2 separate regions of the Homo sapiens genome follow, and region 2 is linked to region 1. A link is a loop called in an ENCODE intact Hi-C map of the cell type or tissue named here. Cell type or tissue: MCF 10A. All regions are shown on one strand. Each heading gives the region's core, and the rest is flanking DNA. Links, peaks and the distances in the headings are about the cores only. Region 1 has its middle 99 kb from the start of MT1HL1. Region 2 overlaps RYR2 (ryanodine receptor 2).

Region 1 (2,928 bases), core at 214-2,713:
TGCTTGATGAAGTCTAAAACTGGAGGTCCTAAAGGGGCAAAGTGAAAGAGAGGTCAAAGTTTCCTACCTACTGTTAGCTGCCTTAGAAGCAGCAGTAAAATCTTGGGAAAGAGGCATGAAATATACATGGGAAGTGTAATGTTCCTCCAAATATTACATGAGAGACCCGGAGATGCCACTTTTGCTTTTAAATCCAGAGCAGAGGATGAGTTTAAGACTTGAGAAACACAAGGTACTGGAGGGAGTCTGTTCCCCACAAACTCTGTGAAGAATGTTATTCTCCATGAGGGCGGGGAATTTTACTTTCTTAGCATTGTATGTCCAGCCCTGGCACAGGATCTAGCCCAATACATATTTGATGAATGAACAGATAATATGAATGAATGCACAAATGCCATATTACAGCAAATATTTCACCTCTTGGGGATCTTAGCTAAAGCAAAAGTAGAGGAAATTTGTCCAGCCAGCATTTCCTCTCTCTAATATCATAACCACTATTTGAGCTCATTGGAAGAGAAGCTTAAAAGGCAGACATAAATGTTTATTCCTCTATCGCTGCAAATCTTAGCACAGCCTTGATAACCAAATACCAATCAACTCTACAAAATAACAGACTTTGGCCGGGCACAGTGGCTCACACCTGTAATCCCACAATTTTGGAGGCCGAGGTGGATGGATCACTTGAGGTCAGGAGTTTGAGACCAGCCTGATCAACATGGTGAAACCCTGTCTCTACTAAAAACACAAAAATTAGCCAGCGTGGTGGTGGGTGCCTGTAACCTCAGCTACTCAGGAGGCTGAGGCAGGAGAATTGCTTGAACCCAGGAGGCCAAGGTTGCAGTGAGCCAAGATTGCACCACTGCACCCTAGCCTGGGCGACAGAGCAAGACTCCATCTCAAAAAAAAAAAAAAAAAAAGAAAAAAAGAAAGAAAAAAAAGCACACCCATCCCTCTGGATGGAATGGGACATCCATTTCCCTACAGAAGGCATGTTTTATCCCTTTAATGTTGGTAGGAAAATGGTTGGGTAAAGTCCTTTCCATCTCTCCCCATTTTGGGGGCAGTCATGTCCTCATTACTGTTTCCTCTCTCTCATCTCCAAATATATATCCACAAATGTTTGCTACTTATATTACAAAACCTTTAGAAAATTCTCTCTTCCCACCTTCCAGAGTTCTCAACTTTCCCGTTCTCTTCAACCCTCCTCACTTTTCAAGTAAAATTTCAAAGGTGGCATCCAAAGCCAAACCGCACTTTTCACTTGACAAAACCCAATAATTACTCTGTTTTCTTAAGTCAGATGCTCCTGCTAATCTGATACAAACCATCCAAAATTAGCGCCTTCCTTCCCCTTCAATGCCAATGGTATTAAATGACTCAACTCTGCCTCACACCAGCCCCTTCAGCTTCCAGGGTTTGAGCTGACCTCCTTGTCAGGACACACTCTCTTGTTCTGTAGCATCTTTTCCATTCACCATGATAAACCATCTTCTTCACTTCAGCACCCCTCTCTATAGCTTAAATAAAGTCAGGCTTGGCTCTTTCGACACAGGGTTATAGCAGCAGCAGATGCTCTGCTATCTGGCATAGTTGGGAGAAGGAAAAATGTTGCTTAATCTATATTCCAGTTAAAGGACAGGGGTCACATTTATCAAACTTGGGTGGTCAACCTTCAAATACAGTGATTCACATGGTAAAGTGTACTTAGTACTGAAGTGACACTGAATTTTGATGAGTCTTTGATGATTCAGAAGGTACTGCAGGAATATTGCAACACTTATGAGTCATCATTATGAGTATCAGCGATCACTGGATTGTAGGTTTTGAAAGGCCGCTGATGGATGGACCAGATTTGCTTCTGTGCAGTTGTCTGTTCCCTTGCATTGGACAGTGGCAGCACATCTCTGAACTTGCCTGGAAAATCTCTGGAGGGCACTAGCTGGCATCTTGGCGTCTGTTCAACAAATATTTAAGTTCCTACTATGTGCCTGGCAGAATTGCTAGATTTTTGGTTCTGACATTATCTACTGCATATGATGATCTTTCCTCCTTGAGTGCCTTAGCAAATAGAATGGGTACCATGCCTCCCTGTCTCTTTTAGGAAAAGGTTTGTTTTTTTCTATTTTTCCCAGTTGATGGTTAATTTTAACAAATGGAGAAATTTCACAGGGTCTTTCTCTTGATTTTTATCTGATCTGTTGGGTAATAATGCACAATTGGAGTGTAAAGCATAACTAGGTTTCTGAATTATTTTCAGCTGATTGACAATGTTTCTAACTGCAAAAGAGAACAAACTCATTTCTATGCCAAACAGGACTAAAAAACATTCATGGATGTGTCCACTTCCTTGTAACTCACCAATTTATTTTGGTTGGGGGGGGGGCGGTAATACGTCCACTGATTGATATTTGATCCCTAACTTTATTCAAGACTTATTTATTTATTTATTTGAGACAGAGTTTCGCTCATTGCCCAGGTTCGAGTGCAATGGCACGATTTCGGCTCACCACAACCTCCACCTCCCGGGTTCAAGCGATTCTCCTGCCTCAGCCTGAGTAGCTGGGATTACAGGCATGCACTGCCACGCCCTGCTAATTTTGTATTTTTAGTAGAGACGGGGTTTCTCCATGTTGGTCAGGCTGGTCTCAAACTCCCGACCTCAGGTGATCCGCCCACCTTGGCCTCCCAAAGTGCTGGGATTACAGGCATGAGCCACGGCACCCAGCCTCAAGATTTAATTTGAAGGCCCAGTGGAGAGAAATGGGCTCCTGCAGACCAGGAAGCAGTCCTGGCTCTGCTGGGGACCAAGCTGTCACCTCAATTTGCTGTACTTCAGCATTCCCAATGGTTTTAAACTGGATGTTAGTACTTGCCCATAGCAATGTAAGGAAATATCTGATGGTGACTGGAAGGCTTTATATGAGCCAT
Region 2 (2,928 bases), core at 93-2,592, 660 kb before region 1:
TGTGGTTCACAGATACTATCATGCAAGGGACTTCACAAAAAAAAAAGGACTCTTCTTTTTCTTTTTTAATCTCTGTGGATTTTCCTATTTGTTTGTGTTTTTTTTTTTTTGAGATGGAGTTTTGCTCTTGTTGCCCAGGCTGGAGTGCGATGGCACCATCTCAGCTCATTGCAACTTCCGCCTCCTGGGTTCAAGCAATTCCCCTGCCTCGGCTTCCTGAGTAGCTGGGGTTACAGGCATGTGCCACCATCCAAGCCCAGCTAATTTTTTTGTATTTTCAGTAGAGACGGGGTTTCACCATTGTCACGCTGGTCTCGAACTTCGAGCCTCAGGTGATCCACCAGCCTCAGCCTCCCAAAGTGCTGGGATTACAGGTGTGAGCCACTGTGCCCTGCCCCATAGTATATATTTATTAAGTTAGTTTAGGGTAGTTTGCAACTACGTTTTAAAGAAGCAACAGTTCAACATTATACCTCTTGCTAAAATACTAATACAAAGTGAAATCTGGGTTTGTAGGAGTTTTTTAAAAAGATCCAAGCAATCCGTAACAAACTTATTTTGCATACCTTGTAGTATCAAGCACCTGAGCCACAAAGTAAGTGCTCCATATATACCTGCCAAACTGTATCTAGAAACGAAGACTCTTCCGGGCTCCGGATATAGCAGCCCAGACAAATAGCTAATGGGTAGCATCCTGTCAAAGGCACAGAACTCTCCCCCGAACATCCTTATGCTTTGCTCGATTTTAAACACGATATATTTATGTGTTTGATAGGCAATTATAACTCATGTAAGTATGTTATATAAGTGATTTTTATACTGTTATAATGAATATAATAATAATGGACATTTAAAAATGAATAGTTGGGAGACATATTCCTGTCATACATTATCAAGTCTGTTGGTATTCAAAGCAGAAACAATTCAGGAATTATATTATTAATGAACTACCTCAAGATTAAGGCCAAGGACTGAGCAAAGACTGTGCTCCCCGTACCTCCCAGGCATGACACACCACCAATCACCTAACTAGGGCCTAAAAAGGCCTAAAGTAACCATACACTCTGCTCTCCAAACAATATAGCTAAGAAAATATATGCCACTAGAGGGCAGTCAAGATCTAACTATACATTAAAATCTTAAGTTACAAGAAGCTATAAGGAAAAGCTAAAATTTTATACATATCTAGAATCTTTTAGGTCTAATGATAATACTTTTTAAAATTATTGGTATTAATCAGCCATCCTTTCAACCTTCTGGTATTATTTTGGATAAAACAATTCAAATCTTGATTAAACCTTGTAGTAAATAAGAATAAATTCCATTTTCAAATGCTTTAAAATATTATTGACAACAGTACTCCAAAGATACTACAACTCAAATACAGAGTTCATGTTTTATCTGGAATATGTAAGCATTCTCCTAAGAGAAAATAAATTATAATTCTGATTAATTACATAAGGCTTGATTCAATTTTATTAAACTTTTTATGCCCTTGACTTTTTTTTAAATGTCAGCAACAGCAGTATAGACTATTATAAATGAATGTTTTGAATCTCCTCTTAGTGATAATCAGACTGATTTTGCTTTATGCTATAAAATCTCTCAACATCTATCTTTTAATTTTTATTCCCACCATCCTTGTTCAAAAAAACAATTTTTCTAAAGCCTCCCAACTGGTCTACCTCCAAGCACTGCCCCCTCCAATCTGTCCCTTCCCACTGTTGCCGTAGTTATATTGCTATTGTAAACTGTGATCACACATCAAGCTCTTGCTTTAAAACTTCCTGGGGCTGGTACTCCTTATACAAATTTATCCACATTTCTTAGCTGAGTTTGCAAGATATTCCATATTTTGCCCTAATCTTTCTACCTTCATCTATGTCTGTTCTCTCTGCCCATCTGTACCCTATATTTTATCCTAAGTGGACCATCTACCCTTCCTCAACTCTTTCTACACTTAATCACATCAGATGTACTTTCTTTCTAGTAGCGATGGCCTTTCTGACACTAATCTCTACTTGTTGAAATTTTGATCCTTTCAACATCTAATTCTGAAGACATTTTCTCCCTTTACTGATTCCTGATCCTTTCAACATCTAACTCTGAAGATATTTCTCCCTTTACTGATTCCTCCCATTGGAAAATTAATCTTTCTTCTTATGTCTTTTCCATACAGATCACTTGCATCCCTACTATGAAGCATGCTGTTATATCCTGGCACATAGTAAACACTAAACATAATCTCAGCTTCTACTGTAGAATATGCCACTCTATTCTCATTGCTCACTGTTCACATAACTTCGGTAAAATCAAACCTTGTCAAACAACTGTCAGTGGCTCTATCTCTAAATTCTTAAAATACAGAGATTGTGTGATCACCATTTTTTCTCCCTGTTTTCTCATTTTCTTATACACTCACTCTTCAAACTCATTAGATTCCTTCATTCTTCCCTTCCCTATATAACTTTCCATACTTTCTTGCCCTTATTAGCTTTTCCCCTACTTGCTCTCTTAACCCCAATTACTGTCCAATTTCACTACCTTCACTCTCAACATCTATACCTGCTCTGCTGAGTTCGCCAGAAAACACATGCACCGAACAGATTGGCACCACTAACTCAGAGTCTCTAACCTCAACGGGACCATCAATGTTTCTCCACAATGTTTTTATCTGTTTGCAGTCTGCTCTCTGTTCCATCCCACAAAACAGCAATTTTTAATCTTTATTGCTGAGTGACATCAGTAGAAATGGTAGAGAAAGAATCTCCAAAAATCCTCTTCTCCACAGAATTAATGAGAACACTGGCAAAAAACTATGCAAATGAAATTTTTCATAGCTCTGGAAATTAACTAAAGGCTGGCAAAAGCCAGGGAGTGTTTATTTGATAAAAATGTCCAAATGTTGGTAAGAACAGCAAACTAGTG

Evidence for each region. Peaks named below come from ENCODE experiments on the same cell type or tissue, not always from the same donor. Only the 100,000 strongest peaks of a DNase experiment are listed, where the experiment ranks them.
Region 2: a loop joins it to region 1, with 2.7 times the contacts of the local background. A loop is called at or near these places in 1 of 110 quality-filtered maps.

Annotation. Positions count from the first base shown.
Region 1 is chr1:236,904,145-236,907,072 of GRCh38, reverse strand. No RefSeq gene overlaps it. Among named protein-coding and RNA genes, the nearest start is that of MT1HL1, 99 kb to the left of the region's middle. In MCF 10A, for the core only: no CTCF peak of the experiment used is centred there; a DNase peak (open chromatin) is centred at 1,772.
Region 2 is chr1:237,560,594-237,563,521 of GRCh38, reverse strand. The region is part of intron 27 of RYR2 (ryanodine receptor 2); the gene reads right to left. Among named protein-coding and RNA genes, the nearest start is that of MIR4428, 91 kb to the right of the region's middle. In MCF 10A, for the core only: a CTCF peak has its summit at 1,105 (motif pointing right); a DNase peak (open chromatin) is centred at 1,081.